Linked DNA regions of Homo sapiens: region 2 is linked to region 1. The links are chromatin loops, found by intact Hi-C in ENCODE. Cell type or tissue: thyroid gland. All regions are shown on one strand. Each heading gives the region's core, and the rest is flanking DNA. Links, peaks and the distances in the headings are about the cores only.

Evidence for each region. Hi-C counts contacts between places; a loop is a spot of excess contacts. Peaks named below come from ENCODE experiments on the same cell type or tissue, not always from the same donor. Only the 100,000 strongest peaks of a DNase experiment are listed, where the experiment ranks them.
Region 2: a loop joins it to region 1, with 2.6 times the contacts of the local background. A loop is called at or near these places in 12 of 110 quality-filtered maps.

Annotation. Positions count from the first base shown.
Region 1 is chr2:128,733,059-128,740,975 of GRCh38, reverse strand. No RefSeq gene overlaps it. Among named protein-coding and RNA genes, the nearest start is that of HS6ST1, 420 kb to the right of the region's middle. RefSeq lists enhancers at 6,448-6,507, 7,467-7,576. In thyroid gland, for the core only: a CTCF peak has its summit at 4,202 (motif pointing left); a DNase peak (open chromatin) is centred at 4,165.
Region 2 is chr2:129,230,165-129,238,081 of GRCh38, reverse strand. No RefSeq gene overlaps it. Among named protein-coding and RNA genes, the nearest start is that of LINC01854, 40 kb to the left of the region's middle. In thyroid gland, for the core only: no CTCF peak of the experiment used is centred there; a DNase peak (open chromatin) is centred at 4,724.

The DNA of each region.
Region 1 (7,917 bases), core at 3,266-5,765:
TTTTTTTAAATTATATTTCATCCTTCTGTCCTTTTGTGCTTTGGTCTCCAAAACTTCTTATGCCGAGTCTCCAGGTCATTCCAATGCTCTTCGGCTGTGTCCATTCAACTGTTCATCCTATCTATTAAATTTTCACTTCCAAAACCATCAGTTTATCATTTATTTTCATATGTATCTGTTCTTGTTTCATGGAAGCAGTATTTTCTCTGATCTCTCCAGTGTTATTAATCATACTTCTCTTGAGGTCTTATTTGTTTGTGGTCTAGTAAGTTTTCCCCTCTTGTCTTTGGAGAGTATCATGGAGGGTGTTGAAGGGTGAGGATGAAGGCAGCAATGGGGTATGCTTCCAAGTAGGATGTGCCAGTGTCCCCAGCCTTCCAGGAAAGCTCCTGCCTCTTAAGATAGAGCCCCCACACTCACGGGCCTGCTGGGGGCCAAATGACTGACTTGTCACCACTTGGCAAGAATTGCTGGGAAAAGAGATTATTCCCCATCCCCCTAAGTGCTTCTTTCACACTTTCCTCGCCTGCTCACCACAATGGCACTCCCAGGCTCTCTCCTCTTTCTTGTATCTGTTGTTTGAATTCCTAGCTAAAGGGCTCCTAGACATTCTCCACATTTGCTCCAGATCTCAGAAGTATACACTAGGGCCTTCTTATGCATAGTTTTCTTCCGTAATCTGGCTCTAACTATCTTCTCTCCCATAGGCATTCATCAAAACATCTGTATCACTGATGACATCCTTTGGTTTCCCATCAATGTCATGTAGTTAGTCTCTTTGCAAAATACATTTTATAATTTCCAGTGATTGGATGTAGGAGGGGAGCTTGGTGCCTATGGTTATTCACCTTGATCTAAATCCTTGGCTTGGAGAAGAAGAAAATAAGCAATGAGGAAGTTGTGCATTTTGTTCAAGATCTCTCCCGCTGGCAATGACAGATGGGATGGTACCTGCACGTCTATGATGTCAGAGCCTATGTCCTTTCCATCACATGCCGTGTGGCTCTGTAACCAGAGAGAATTCTTGGGTACATAAAAATGTAGAGTCTCAGTGATATGGTTTAGATGTGTGTCCCCTCTAAATCTCATGTTGAAATGGAATCCTCAGTGTTGGAGATGGGCCCTAGGGGGAGGTGTTTGGGTCACAAGGAGAGATCCCTCATGAATGGCGTGGTGCTGTCCTCACAATAGCAAGTGAGTTCTCCTGAGATCTGGTTCTTTAAAAGTGTGTGGCATCTCTCCATCTCTTTGTCCTGTTTCCACTCTCCCACGTGAGACACCTGCTTCCCCTTCACCCTCCACCATGATTGTAAGCTTACTGAGGCCCTCACCAGAAGCAGATGCCAGTACCACGCTTCTTGCATCTGCAGATCCATGAGCCAATTAAACCTCTTTTCTTTGTAATTTACCCAGCCAGGTATTTCTTTATAGCAATGCAAGGATGGCCTAACACACTCAACAAGTGTAGTTATTATTCTTGGGAAGTACATTTGGTGATGAATAGTGAGTAGCTATAGAGCTGGCTTTTGAGAAACTTCTCTTGCAAGAATGGAACAGGCACAAGTAGGAGGTGGTGGAGACTATAAACTGGAGGGGTGGAGAGAGGCAATCTGGGAGACCAGGTCTGGGGGTGTCCTGGGTGGGCAATGAGAGGAGGTATATACATGCCCATCTTCAGCAAGCTAATGTGGGACAAGCCAACATTAACCATCACTAAGCTCTTGCAAGTTTGTTTTCTAAAGTGCTGGTCCCTCAGCCTGAGATCTCAGGGATTAGTCTGGCTTACCTGAAGAAAAGCTGCTGCACAGATTCCTTCCTGTGCACTTTTCTTTCCTTTGTCTGGCAAGACCTCACCCCACTCTGGCAGCCCTGCTCCCCCTCTTTTTGAGACTGTATTCCTACTGAGTAGCATGGCCACCCTCTTCAGAGTCTGCCGGTCAGCTGAAAATTAGCCACAAACATTTCCCAGGCTACAGGGAGCAAGTGATGGCGGCAAAGCAGGCTGCTGGCTAAAACGTACTGGGAACTCATACGTAGCAGGAGCAAGTAGAGGGAATAGGGCTGCCACCAAGTCCTCCTGCACTGGTGCAATGGTCGTCTCTCCTTCAGGCAATTCTCCCCTACCTGACGTGCAATGGTGTGTGCCCCAGACTTTTTCCAGAGGCAGGGCATCAACATGCAGTAGACATGCCTGCATGTACACATACATACTTGCAGGCCTGTGCACACACACATACCAGAAAAATTAATCCAAGCATTAAAGTAAATGTTTAGAAATCACAATAAGCTGGGGAGCAGATTCCAGGAAATGCTCCGAGGTCGGTGGAGAGATGCAGGCCTGCTCTGTGGGGGACAAGCTGGGGCTGGGGAGGTGGTGTGTGACTCCCAGCCTTGCTGCACCAAAGTTCTAGGTGCTAAGTTCTACATTCTGGGCTCTTGGCCATAAACTGCACAATGCCCCACTTAAAGTAGAAGAGTCCAGGCAGAAATCAAGGATGCAGGAAGGAAACTAAAATCTACTAAGGAACTAGTATCTGTTGAGCATCTATTTGTGAGGCCCAGAGCCAGGCATTTTTATCTTCATATCCACTACCTCATTTAAAGACTTCCTTCATTTAGCAGATGAGGAAACTGAGGCTCAGTGCTCTGAAGATGACCTTGTCTACACTGGCTCTGAAAGAGGCAGCAGTGGGTCTGGATGCTCTACAGGGTTGTGTGGGAACCCACGGATGCAATATGAACCTAGGGTCACACCCCAAACGGTCACATTCTTCAGGCCAAAGAGGGACAGCAGTGGGACGGGAGGGCTTTGGAAGCTTCCAGTTGCAAATCAAGCTCTGACTTAATGAAAAACTGATTAGAGAAATCTTGCCTTTCAATAACCAAATAAAAGTTTATGAAAGTAGCACAATTGATTTTCCTCTGAATGAATCATAATTGACATTTAATTACAAAGGCAGTGCTCAAGATGGGAGCTGCGCCAGTTAAGCTCTCTGATTCTCCTCTGCTGCATTTCAGGGCTTTGCAGCCCTAAGGGACGAGTTTTGGAAAACTGTGCGCCATCATGGCAGATTCAAACAGCATCTAGCATCTGTTTCGGTCAACAACTAAAGGCCTACTGTATGTGGAAGCCTGGGTTCCCAGAAGCCTAAGAGAGGCACAGGACACATTTGACTCCCTACTTCCAGGAGCCTACCTTATTTCTGCAGAGAAAGTGCAGGGACAAATACAACTGTGACTAGGGTCCTGCGTGCCTGGCACAGACAAATGAGGAGTCAGAAAGGGAGGTGTGGGCATGGACCGGGGTTTCCAGGGACGGCCCGGGAGGATTCAGGGCTTCAGGTTAGCACAGTATTGAAATAGAAGCCCAGGTATCCCCTGCTCCCGGCGGAAACCCTCTGGCCACTCCACGCTACCCTCAGGCTGAGCCTCCCAGCGGTGTCCAAGGCTCTCCTGGGCTGGGTGCTCTGTCCACCGCGGACTCTCCTCCCTTCACCAGGAGACACCGCATCCCAGCAATGCCACGCTAATGTCGGTGTCCTGTCCACACGGCGACAGCAACGTTGCTCCCCAGATCCGTCCTGACGCTGTCGGCTTTGTGTGTCCTCCCTGTGCTCCCTGTCCCTGCCTGGCCAGCCCCGGCCTCAACAGGCGCTCATCCGCACCGTCCCCGCCTGACGCCTCGTCTGAGCCCGGTGGAGTCCTCAGGAACACCCCTGGTGGCCGCGACATGCGGCTCTCAGCACCCTGGCCTGGGTCTCGGCGCGGTTCCAGGAGTGGCCCGGAAGGTCTGCAGGCCCCAGGAGCCGGACGCGGATGGCGCCGCATCGCAGCAGACCCGGCCTGAAGGCGCCCGGGGACCCCCGCCCGGAGGCGGCCGCGCGGACACCTCGGGGGACCACGGCTCTGCACTTCGCAGTCGGCTCCCCGGGCGGGCGGCGCCTCTCGCCCTCAGTCTCTCTGTCTATAACATGGGCCTGCACAACTGTCCGCCCACACCCAGAAAAATGGCAGCTCTCACTCGGTCTGCTCACGTCCCCCATGATGAAGGCTACTGGCCAGCCAGAGGGGGTGGAGCCGCGGCCCCAAACGCGGCCGCACCAGAAGCCGATTCGGCCAGGGGCTGGGGACTCCAGAATCCCGCGTTTCCCCTCTTCCCCGGCTCCACGGCCTTGACGGTCGGCCTGGCGCCATCTTGTGGCTCCAGGGAGAACTGCAGGCGGCTCTCCAGAGCTCGCTGGTTCTCCTGGGTGGGAGGATGAGGGTGGAGCACGTCTGCAGCTACCCTGAGAGAACTCTTGTTCTAGAATTTGGAACCGATTAAATTAGGCTTCAAAGGACACAAACACGAAAGACCCCGGGATAGGCTTTGCCACACCAGGCCATGTTTCTAAGGCAACCCTGGGCTGCTGGTTTCAGAGGAGGCTGAGCCAGCAGCCAAGGCTCAATTCCCCGGGAACCAAGGCGCTGGGCAGGAGGGGCTGCCAGCATCCGGGCTCCATTCGCCCTTGAAATCCAAAAGAGACAAGCAACTACCCTTACAGACTTCCTCCCATATGTCCAAACTAGCCTCTGTATGGATAAATTGCATCCTTCCTTTGGTAGCATTTTGTTCTTCTAGGTCTGCAGAGCCTGCAGAATGAGACTGCCAATCCAGACATGCGGTCTGAGCCTGCAAACCATCCCCAGGGACAGAGAAAAGGCAGGAGGGAGGGCGAGCCAGAGATGGCCAGGGGACAGGCACAGCCTAGGGCTGGGTTTCTGGCCCAGGGCCTCTCTTGCACTGTGGACACCCACATGCGACCATGTAGTGGCATCTCCACCTGTGCGCCCTGAAGACCACACGCCCCACTTAACTTACGGGTGGTCCCGGTCAGGGCCCCTGACTCACTGCACCACACCATCTTGAACACTTAGCCCGAGCCAACGTGGCCTCCCCAGGAGCCGACACGGCCAGTTATACAGAATTCCTTCTTGTGTCTCTTTAATGACAGAATTCCAAGCTGCTTCGGAATCACAATATGGCCGGGTAAAGATTCCCGTTTGCCTAGGGCTTGGCGGAGTGAGGTGGCCGTGAAATAGCCTAGCCAATGATTTTTACGCCAATGCCCCTGAGGAGGGCGCTGCTTCTAGAATAAAAGGAAGAGTCCCCCCAGAAGGAGCCCCTCCTTCTCCTTCCGTTCTGTGTCCTCCTAAACCTAAGACCTCGGAAGGCGGGGGCCATCCTGCACCCTGGGGCAGCTGGCGTGAAGCAAAAGGCTTCTGGGGACCACGGTGTGTGAGGATAGGGAGGGCCGGGTCCCCAGGGCCTTGCTGCCCCTCCGCGCCCACACCTAGGCTCCGACCTGAAAGTCTCACTGCACAGAACCCACTCATGCTGTCTGTGGAAGCCCCGCGCTTGGATATCATGTTCTGGGGTCCGAGGACACCCTCGAGTGCGTCACCCTCATCCTCACTCTCCTTGCGCAATCCCAGTCTGTCAGTTCCAGCCCCTGTTCCCATCCTGGCTTCTCTGTGTCAACCTTCAGGACCATAATTCAGCAGCCACCTCACCGTGTGGGTCTTTACCCGTGCCCCTCCCTGCCATGAAGTCCCAAAATGCAGATCTGATCCCGGGGTTTCTCCTCTTCAGGGCTCCCCGCCCTCAGCCCCACTGGCCTGGTGGCCTGGTCCGTTCACCTGAGGGCTGGGCTGAGTGTCTCCCCCAGGGCAATCTTTCTCCCAGGAGCACGTGCTACTTGGCAGGGCAGCTGCGTCTGCACCCGGCCTGCGTGGTTCCCAAAGCCTGCGCAGTTCCCCGGGGTTCCCTTCAGGCCGCACACTCCTGCAGCCGGGAGGTCGGTTTGGGCGCCCTTCTCAGCCTCATCTTCCTCATCCAAAAAGTGCTAACTGTGGTACCAAACCCTCAGGGAAGTCAGCGTGGCTTAACCAGAGGACACGCGTTTCCTGTCGCGCTCTGTGTGTGGAGGATGTCAAAGGGGACTCGCGAGGGCAAAGGGGACGCATGAATCAGCACAGGAAGCACTTCATTATGAAAGATGCCTTCAGCTTTAGATCATGAGGCATTTTTCCTCCAGAGGAAAGGGAGTGATATGCTGTGGAGGAAGAGATAGCAAATCGGTGATTAACGATGCAGACAGATTCAGTCCCAGGCTTGCTGCTCACAGGTCCGGGGAGGATCCACAGGCCGCATCCTCCTGGCCGCACTTACCACCAGGGAAGCGGGTGACACACTGCCCGCCTGCCAGACAGTTCAGAGACACGGTCAGGACCCATTGCTACGATGGCTTGCAGAACTGAGACACTCAGAAGAAACCAGTCACCGGGACAGACCACAGCTGGCGGTGCCCCGCACCCCGCCGCTCCCGGCACTGTCACAGGAGGGCGCCAGGGCAGAGCCCTGCACCTGGGTGCACTACGCCTTTCGCGCACCAAGAAACTGCCCACAAGGTGTGGGCCCGCAGGTGCGGCCACGACTGCTGCAAACAAAACAAGGCTTCCAGACACACTCCCAACATTCAAAACTCAAGAACCCTTTGTGCTGTCTGCCCCATCACTTAGGAGGGGGAGTTGGCAGGGGAGAGGGGGAGGCAAGAATGAACCGTGTTTGATTGTGCATCCGCTATGTGTAATAGAGACTTTAAATTCCATGTAATGTTAAATTATAATTTTTCCAACTCAATGAGTTGATTCCATCAGAAACTAGTTCTGATGTGTGTGGCTTTTAAATCTAAGACCACTGCAGCGAAGTGAAAAAGACACCGGCAGTGTCGTCTGGTTTTGACTCTGAGATCTAGCCAGCTCAGAGTTGCAGTGCTGCTTCCAGAACCTTCTTCCCATCACAGCCAAGAGCCCAAGAGTCCTGCATCAGACTAACAGGCAAGGTGGAAATAAAGCAAGCCCGGAAAGGCAGCTACTATGTTAAGCTATGGAAGGGGAGACCAGTGCTGGTGATGTAAAGATCCCTGTGGCTGGAGCCGCCTGCAAGATAGTGTTTCTAAGGCGGATCCACGAGGACCTGCTCTGATAAATTAATCAGACCTATTCTCAATTAGCTCAGCATTTGTATAACAACAATTAATTTCTGTAAAGCCCTCAGACTAATGCTGCTTTGTTAATTAGGTTAGTTGCCCCTTCTGCAGTTTTCAGCCGGCTTAATTGTGCCTAGCAAATGCTTTTTGTCACACACCAGCCCACCGTATCATCCAGGCATGCTTCTGGGTCTGTGGCATCTGCAACAGACATCCACTGAGGATGGCAGGGCCAGGTTCTACCATCAGGGCAGATCCGGTACAGGAACCACACCACTGCAGTGGGCAGCGAGCCCCTGGGCACCAGCATCAAGGCAGCACACCAGGTTCTCTAAAATCCTTAGCAAAGCACCCCTTTGGGAGACACTCCCCTGCTGGCTCTGTCTTTGCATTCGTTTGTTCATCATTTTAATTCTCACAAGAACTCTGGGAGGTAGGGGCAAATGTATCTCACTGTATGTGACCAGCAGCCCTCCTGTCAAGCAAGGTAATACAGCAAAGGAAGGGTGAAATCGGGATTCTGACCCAAGTCCATCTGTCAGTAACAGCCGTGTTCTTTACTCAGCACAAAACTGTGAATGATTAGTCATTATTGCATGTGTTACTCCCAGGGGATTTTGCATTTTGCAATAAGAAAAGGCTTACACAGAGAAATGGACATCTAATGGCCCAGTTCCAGACACTGAGACACTTAAATGAGATATTTCCTAATAGGGTGGTGGGCGGAGGATGTGTTTTCAGCAAGCCCCCATTGGCCAACAGTGTGTGAAAGGGGCCCAACAGAAGCTGTTCACAGGCAGAGCCACCCCTAGTGCAGCATATCCCACAGAGAGCCCTGGAGGAAAATAAGGGTCTGTGGCATAATGAGCTTGAGGATACCAGTTAT
Region 2 (7,917 bases), core at 3,384-5,883, 500 kb before region 1:
AATGATGGGACAGGCATGGGATAGATATTACCATTCAAAAGGGAGCAACAAGAAAGAAGAACAGATAACTGGTCCCAAGTACAAAACCCAATTGGGAAAACAACATTAAGTCTTAAGACTCCAGAATATCCTTTCACTCTATGTGCTGCCTCCCGGACACACTAGTGGAAGGGTTGGGCCCGCAAGGCCTTAGGCAGCCCCACCCCTGTGGCTTTGGTGGGCTCAGTCCACACTTCAGTGCTTCCAGGCTGGTGTTGCATGCTGGGAACTCTACAGTTGTGGGGTCCTGGTGGTGGTCCCAACTCTGTAGCCTCATTAGGCATTGTCCTAGTAGGCACTCTCTGGGGTGGCTACACCCCTGCCACAAGTCTCTGCATGGGCCCCCAGGTTGTTGATATATCCTATGCAATCTCAGTGGAGGCTGCTGTGCCTCCACAGCTCTTGCTTGCATTCTGCACACCTGCAGAGTTAGCACACCATGGTCTTCACCAAGGTTTATGACTTGTACCTTGCAGGGTAGTGGGTCAAGCTGCACCTAGACTCACTAGAACCACAGCTGGTGCAGCCAAGCATTACTGCACCAGAATACAGGGATCAGAGACTGGACCCAGGCTGTAGCTCATCTGCTGAAATTGTATGTGCTGGAAGTTTAATTGCTGAATTCATTTTGATTGGAGGCAGGCCATTGAGAGGTCATTAGGACTTTAAAAGATCATTAGGATGAAGCCCTGGTGATGGAACTGCTGGTTTCATAAAAAGAGGAGGAGACACCTGAGCTGTCATGCACAGTGTTGCAATCAAAGATCTCTAAAATGCCTTCGAGTTTTTCCCCCATTGTTTTGATGAATAGCCTCTGGCTTTGTTCTATCCACACTAGTTTTCTTATCAGTCAGTCACTTGGTCACACTCTTGGTTTCCTCTGCTGAAAATGCTCTTTCATTCTCTACCGCATGGAAAGGCTTTTTTTTTTTTTCAAATCTTTATATACTGCTTCCCTTTTAATTATACATTCCATTTCAAGTCATTTTTTAACTCCCACATCCCACTGTCTACAGTTAAAAGTAGCCATGCAGCAGTTAGAATGCTTTGCTCCTTAGATGGTTCTGCCAGATATCCTAGTTCATCACTCTTAAGTTCTACATTCCATAAAGCTCTTGAGCATGGATACAATTCAGCCAAGGCCTTTGCAACTGTATAACAAGAATGGCAAGGATGGCCTTTACCCTAGTGTCCAATACCTTGTTACTCAGTTCATCTGAGACCTCAGCAGAATGGCCTGTACTGCCCAGATTCCTATCAACATTTTGGTCATGGCCACTTAATCTCTAAGAAGATTCAGGCTCTCCCTAGTCATGAAGTATTCCTCTAAGTCCTCACCAAAATTGCCCTTAGTGCTCCATTCATGTCTTTACCAATTAGTCATTTCCAAAACTTTCCAGGTATTTCCACATTTCAGGTATTTACAGCAACCTTTTCAGGTATTGATAGCAACAGCTGGGTACCAATTTTTTGTCTTAGTTGGCTTTTTGTTGCTATAATTGAATAACTCACACTGGATATAAAGGAAAAATTTACCTCTTACAGTTCTGGGGGCTGTGAAGTCCAAGATCAGGTGGCTGTGTCTGGTCAGCTTCTGGGGAGGGCTTTGTGCTGCATCATGATATGGTTGAAGGCAACACAGTGAGAGAGCAAGAGCATGTGTGTCAACTCAGGTCTCTCTCCTTCATCTTACAACCCCACAAGCCCATCATGGTAACCCCAGCCTGATGACTTTATCTAATTCCAATTAGCTCCCCAAAACCCCACCTTTGATCAGCAAGGGAATTGGGGGATTACATTTTCAACACATGAAACTTGGGAGATATATTTATACTACAGCATTACTTATCACCTAACCTCCACAATCAGTAGTTTGCTTTCTTTGTTTTAATCAGTTTCTATCCGTCCATCAAATAATCTTATTTTCAATCCTTTTCAAGGCAAGTTGCAGACACCCTGACAGAGCATCCCAAATACTTCAGCATGTGTAATATTAACTAGCACTCTACATGTGTTCATGGTTCTTGTTTCTATAGATAAATTTATACAAAGTGGAATACACAGAGCTTCTGTGTACCATTGCATGTGTACGGTACAATGTGCACAGCTGTGTAAGACAAAACCTCTTCAAGATGTAGAACATGACTCCACCCCAGGAAGTACCCCCTGCCCCATGCATCCATCCTCACCCTCATCTCCACAAAGGCTGTTCTCCATGGTTTCATGTTTTCAGAACAAAAAATGTTTTCCCTCATTCAGAATTTCACATGAGAATTTATACTCTGCATAGTCTTCTGTGTACAGCTTCATTTATTCTAGTATTATGTTTTTGAGACTCTTTTACATTATTGCATGTAAACACACTTTGTTCCTTTTAATTTCTGAGTAGTATTTTATTGTATGAATAGATTCCAGTTTATTTATTCACTCTCCTGTTGATAGATACCTGTGATGTCTCTATTTTTTGCTATTTTGAATAAATGTAACATAAAAATTCTTGTATATGGCTTTTTTTGGAAGACATGTTTTTATTTTTCTTGGATAAAATAAATTCCAAGCACATTTATGTAGCCTCCATGAAAGGCCCCACAACAGAGGGTGGAGTGCATCGTAAAAGAAATCAGGGCTATTTCTGACCCTGGGGCCACAGTGCTGCAGGGAGCTAGACTCACCTCCACCTCCTCACCCTTTACCCAGGACACCTAGAGTTTGCTGGAAAGAGTTGGACAGGAATGGAGCCAGAGTTTAATCTTTTCCGACGGTGAGGAAGTGATTGCTTTTCTCTTTAGTCTATGTCTGTGGACATGCTGGAGACATGCCACTCCAGGCAGGCAGCTGGGACCCTAGCAATGGAACCTTATGTCCCCAGTCAGTGGGGCCTGGCAGAGATTTCTGATCCAAAGAAAACACTGCTACCCTGAGTGACTCAAGAGTATAAAGGGTTAGGTCTCAGTCCAGGTTTCTGACCCAACATACAACCCGCATTGACTCTGTGTGTTCAATATACACCACCCAGTAGTAAAATCAAGAATAAACAACCTTAACCAACTCTATCTTAATTACAGAAAAGTTATTACATTTATACAAAATAATACCCTCACAGCAGAAACAGTGCACAAATCAGTACATGCACCATCAGCCATCTGATCCCCAAACGCTCTTTTTTCTAACCCTACACCCCAAACTCCATGTCTCAGAAAACAATAATTGGTTATTATTATCCCTCACAGTTCTGTGGACTAATTGGGCACAGTGAGTGGTTCTCTCTCTGGGTCTCTCAAGTCGTTTAAATCAGATGGTGTTTGGCCTGGAGTCATCCAAAAGGCTTGCTCACTCACAGGTCTAGACATTGATGCTTGATGGCACCTCAGGAGGGGATGCTGGGCAGAATGCTTACATGGGACCTCCCTGTGTGGCCACAACAAAATGTGGCTTCCTCCTGGCTTGGCAGCTGGGTTCCAAGAGCAAGCATCACAAGGCAGAGAGAGCCAGGCTGAAGCAGTAATTCTTTTTAAGACCCAGCCTTGGAAGTCACCCAGTGCCACCACATTCTATTCAGTTGAGAGGAATTACCAAGGCCAGGACACACTCAAGGAAAGGGGACTCGGGCTCCACTTCTTGCTGGGAGGCATGTCAAATAATTTTTAGATGTGGTGTGAAGTCATCAGTTTTTTAAAAAGCCCTATGCACTGTACTGCCATAGGAAAACAAAACAGAGAGCCAGGCGCTTGGGTGTCCATGCTTAGAGAATGAATGTGTACATGCTTAGAGATCCTGACCTGCAGATGTCACCAGAGCTGTGTTTCTTGTAAGACTCTACAGGATGCAGGGATGCTGTTAAACACAGCCACCACCCTTGGCTGCTCGGTCTGTCTGGGCATGTGCCGCACTCACTGCTCCCATCATTAATATGCCAAAAGGGGTCCATGCCACTCCCCACTTGCCTTTTTTCTCACAGCAACATGGAATGGGACAAGGGAGTCTCTGGCATCCTTGGCAAGGGCAGTGGTCAGTGAGCCTAAGAATGTGCTAAGTGGTTGTTGGAGTTGATGTTCTCTGTAACTCCTAAGGAAAGGAAGCTTGTGGCTTGCAGTGTCCGTGTGCAGGATGTGAGTCAGATCTAAAGGAATAGATTCTTACTGTCACTTTTGATATTCCCTAACTCCCTAACCCTAAATCTAATTCATGAGGCGAGACTTCCCCAGTAAAAGGAACCACTTGCTAAGACAACAACAGCAAATGCCTGTGTTCTATGTGGCCAGTTCCCTTCCTCTGAGTCCCTGGTAGACACGACTAGCTAAAAAGATAATTGTTTTCTTGCTGTGCCTAAAAGTATGCATATGTGTGTGTGTGTGTGTGTGTGTGTGTGTGTGTGTGTGTGTGTGACTATGGATAGAAAATTCAATGGCAAAAAGAATGCACCTATTGCACTGGGCAAGCAACGTAACTTTTCTGAGTCCCAGGTTGCTTTCCTGTGAGACAATATTAATGCCTGCCTGTGGACTTCTGCGAATTGAATGCATCACTAGGGATTTTGAAGCAGGAGGGGCTGTTGTTATTTGTGATCAGCACTGCATGGCAAGGCGGGCAGCGGGAGCCCCGCCGCAGGCTTCTGTAAAGAAAGCTGCTGGCTGAGCGCTCCCAGTGTGGCAGCAGCTGGCACGTCTTGTCCTCTAGGGTGTTGGGACCCAGTGTACCATCCAAGGCTGGGCTGGCAGCTTCTCTGTCTATTCTTCAGTCGAATAAATGTCTTTCTTGTCTTAATTACCTCCTTGAGGGCTGAGCATGCCGGTTCTCAAGCTAAAGGGCTAGAGCACTGGAAAGTGGGAATTGTAATAAAAAAGCAACCCTCCCTTCAAGTGGTACTTCTTCCTAATAATGAAGGCTCTATGCATGCTCTCGTCTTGTAAATAACTTCTACCTGGGTCCTATTCGCCTCTCAGCAGCTTTTTAGGAGATTTTGTTGCAAAACATTTTCCACAGAAGTGGAACTGAGACAAAAACAAGGAATGTACTGATACAGTGTTCCTTTTCAGGGTAGGTAGTGGGTGTGGGGAGGGGATAGAGGAGGAGAGGAGAAACTAGCTTGCAAGCTCCAGTTTTTTTTTTTCTTTTTTATTATACTTTAAGTTCTGGGATACATGTGCAGAACATGCAGGTTTGTTACATAAGTATACACATGCCATGGTGGTTTGCTGCATTCATCAACTAGTCACCTACATTAGGCATTTCTTCTAATGCTATCCTTCCCCTAGCCCTCCACCGCCTGACAGGCCCCAGTGTATGATGTTCCACTCCCTGTGTCCATGTGTTCTCATTGTTCAACTCCCACTTATGGATGAGAACATGCGGTGTTTGGTTTTCGGGGGTTCCTATGCTAGTTTGTTGAGAATGATGTTTTCCAGCGTCATACATGTCCGGGCAAAGGACATGAACTCATCTTTTATGGCTGCATATGGCTCCATAGTGTATATGTGCTACATTTTCTTTATCCAGTCTATCACTGATGGGCATTTGGGTTGGTTCCAAGTCTTTGCTATTGTGAATAGTGCTGCAATAAACATCTGTGTGCATGTGTCTTTATAGTAGAATGATTTATAATCCTTTGGGTATATACCCAGTAATGGGATTGCTGGATCAAATGGTATTTCTGGTTCTAGATCCTTGAGGAATCGGCACACTGCCTTCCACAATGGTTGAACTAATTTACATTCCAACCAACAGTGTAAAAGCGTTCCTATTTCTCCACATCCTCTCTAGCATCTGTTGTTTCCTAACTTTTTAATGATCGTCATTCTAACTGGCGTGAGATGGTATCTCATTGTGGTTTTGATTTGCACCAGTTCCAGGGGGCATGGCTGAGAAAATGACAGGTGCAGTGAGAGAAGGCCTGGCCAGCAGGATCATTGCTGCTGGGAATCCATCCCACCTGTGAGCCCGCACCCTCAAAACCCATCTGATCCGATCTCCAGTGAGAAATAGGAGCACTCGTGGAAACCTTCTAGGCCATTTAATCCACTGGCCTCTTTCAACAGATGCAGAACCCAAGGTTACCTACCCAGCTTGAGTAGGCGTGTGGTCTGGAAACCAGCTCTCCAGACTCCAAATGTAGGAAAGAGACTCGAAAACAGTAAAAAGAGCTAACATGTTTAAAGTATTTACTTTTTCCAAGCACTGCACTACACATATGAGACCACATAAGTCATTTTAAGAACTCTAGGCTGGGTGTGGTGGCTCATGCCTGTAATCCCAGCACTTTGGGAGGCTGAGGCGGGTGGATCACCTGAGGTCAGGAGTTAGAGACCATCTGGCCAACATGGAGAAACCCCATCTCTATAAAAATACAAAAAATTAGCTGGGTTTGGTGGCGTGCACCTGTAATCCCAGCTACTCAGGAGGCCGAGGCAGGAGAATCACTTGAACCTGGGAGGCGAAGGTTGCAGTGAGCTGAGATCACGCCATTGCACTCCAGCCTAGGCAACAAGAGTGAAACTCAGACTCCACACAAACAAACTTTATATGGTAACCACATGTGTTAACCTCATTTCACAGAGGACAGACCTCAAACACAGCAAGTTAGAAAGAATTGTCCATGTTTAGATGCCACAAATTAAGGCGACCAGGATGCCCCTAGTAATTTTTCTTAGAGCCTGCACCTTTATCCACTACACTTCGATAACAGTCTAGTCATGATAGCAGTTGCTGTTACTGATATCCTGCTGTAGGACAGGCAGTATACCAGGGGCCGTACATGCACCATCCTATTCAGCCTCTACATCAGCCTTGTAACATCCATCTTTCACAAATGAGAAGAACTGAAACTCAAATCATTAAATCCAGGGCCCTCTTCCACTTACTTGTGCTCCTGAAGGCAGGGTGCCCTGGAGTGGCAAGGACATATATCTGACTGCTTTCCTTGCTTCTTCATTCTCAGCCAGTTGCATATGAATATCTCTATTATACAAACACTACTTTAAATCATCTTCAGTCTCCTGGGATCAAGGAAAGAAAAGTTTAAAATGTAGCACTACTTATCCGGTGTTCAGCTAGTTTAAGGTCTTTCTAGATTTGGCTTGGGAGGTCAAGAGGATAATTACAGCCTATTTGGCATATCAAAGAATGAGAAAAACTTATTGAACAGGGTAAGGACAGAAGTCTTCTGTTTTTTGTTTGTTTTGTTTTGTTTTAGATGGAGTTTCCCTCTGTCACGAGGCTGGAGTGCAGTGGCATGATCTCAGCTCACTGCAACCTCCACCTCCCAGGTTCAAGCAATTCTCCTGCCTCAACCTCCCGAGAAGCTGGGACTACAGGCGTGCAATGCCATGCCCAGCTAATTTTATATTTTTAGTAGAGACGGGGTTTCACCATGTTGGCCAGGATGGTCTCAATCTCTTCACCTTGTGATCTGTCTGCCCCAGCCTCCCAAAGTGCTGGAATTACAGGCGTGAGTCTTCTGTTTTATAATAAAGCATTTGGCTGGCCTTGTCCCCGATTCCTGGCAGGTGTCCTCTATGTCCCTGGAATGATAGGAGTGTCTGTTATTCACGGCAGGCCCCCTCAGATCACACCTGAGTTGAGTTTATGTTAATGAGGTAACTCAAGTGGGCACCAAAATACTTTCAGAAAAGGGGTGGACCATGCTGAACAGACCAACCATGTGATTAGAGATTGGGGTTTTGAGCCAGCTGAGCTTGGCCTGACCTCCCAGGAGAGGAGGGGGACTGCAGACTGAGTTTAATCATGTGGCCAATGATTCAGTCAGGCCTATGTGATTAAACTGCTGGGAAAACTGGCCCCTGAGGCTCGGGTGACTTTGTCTGGTTGGTGATGTACACAGTCGTGCTGGGAGAGGGTACACCCTGAAGCCATGAAGCTTCA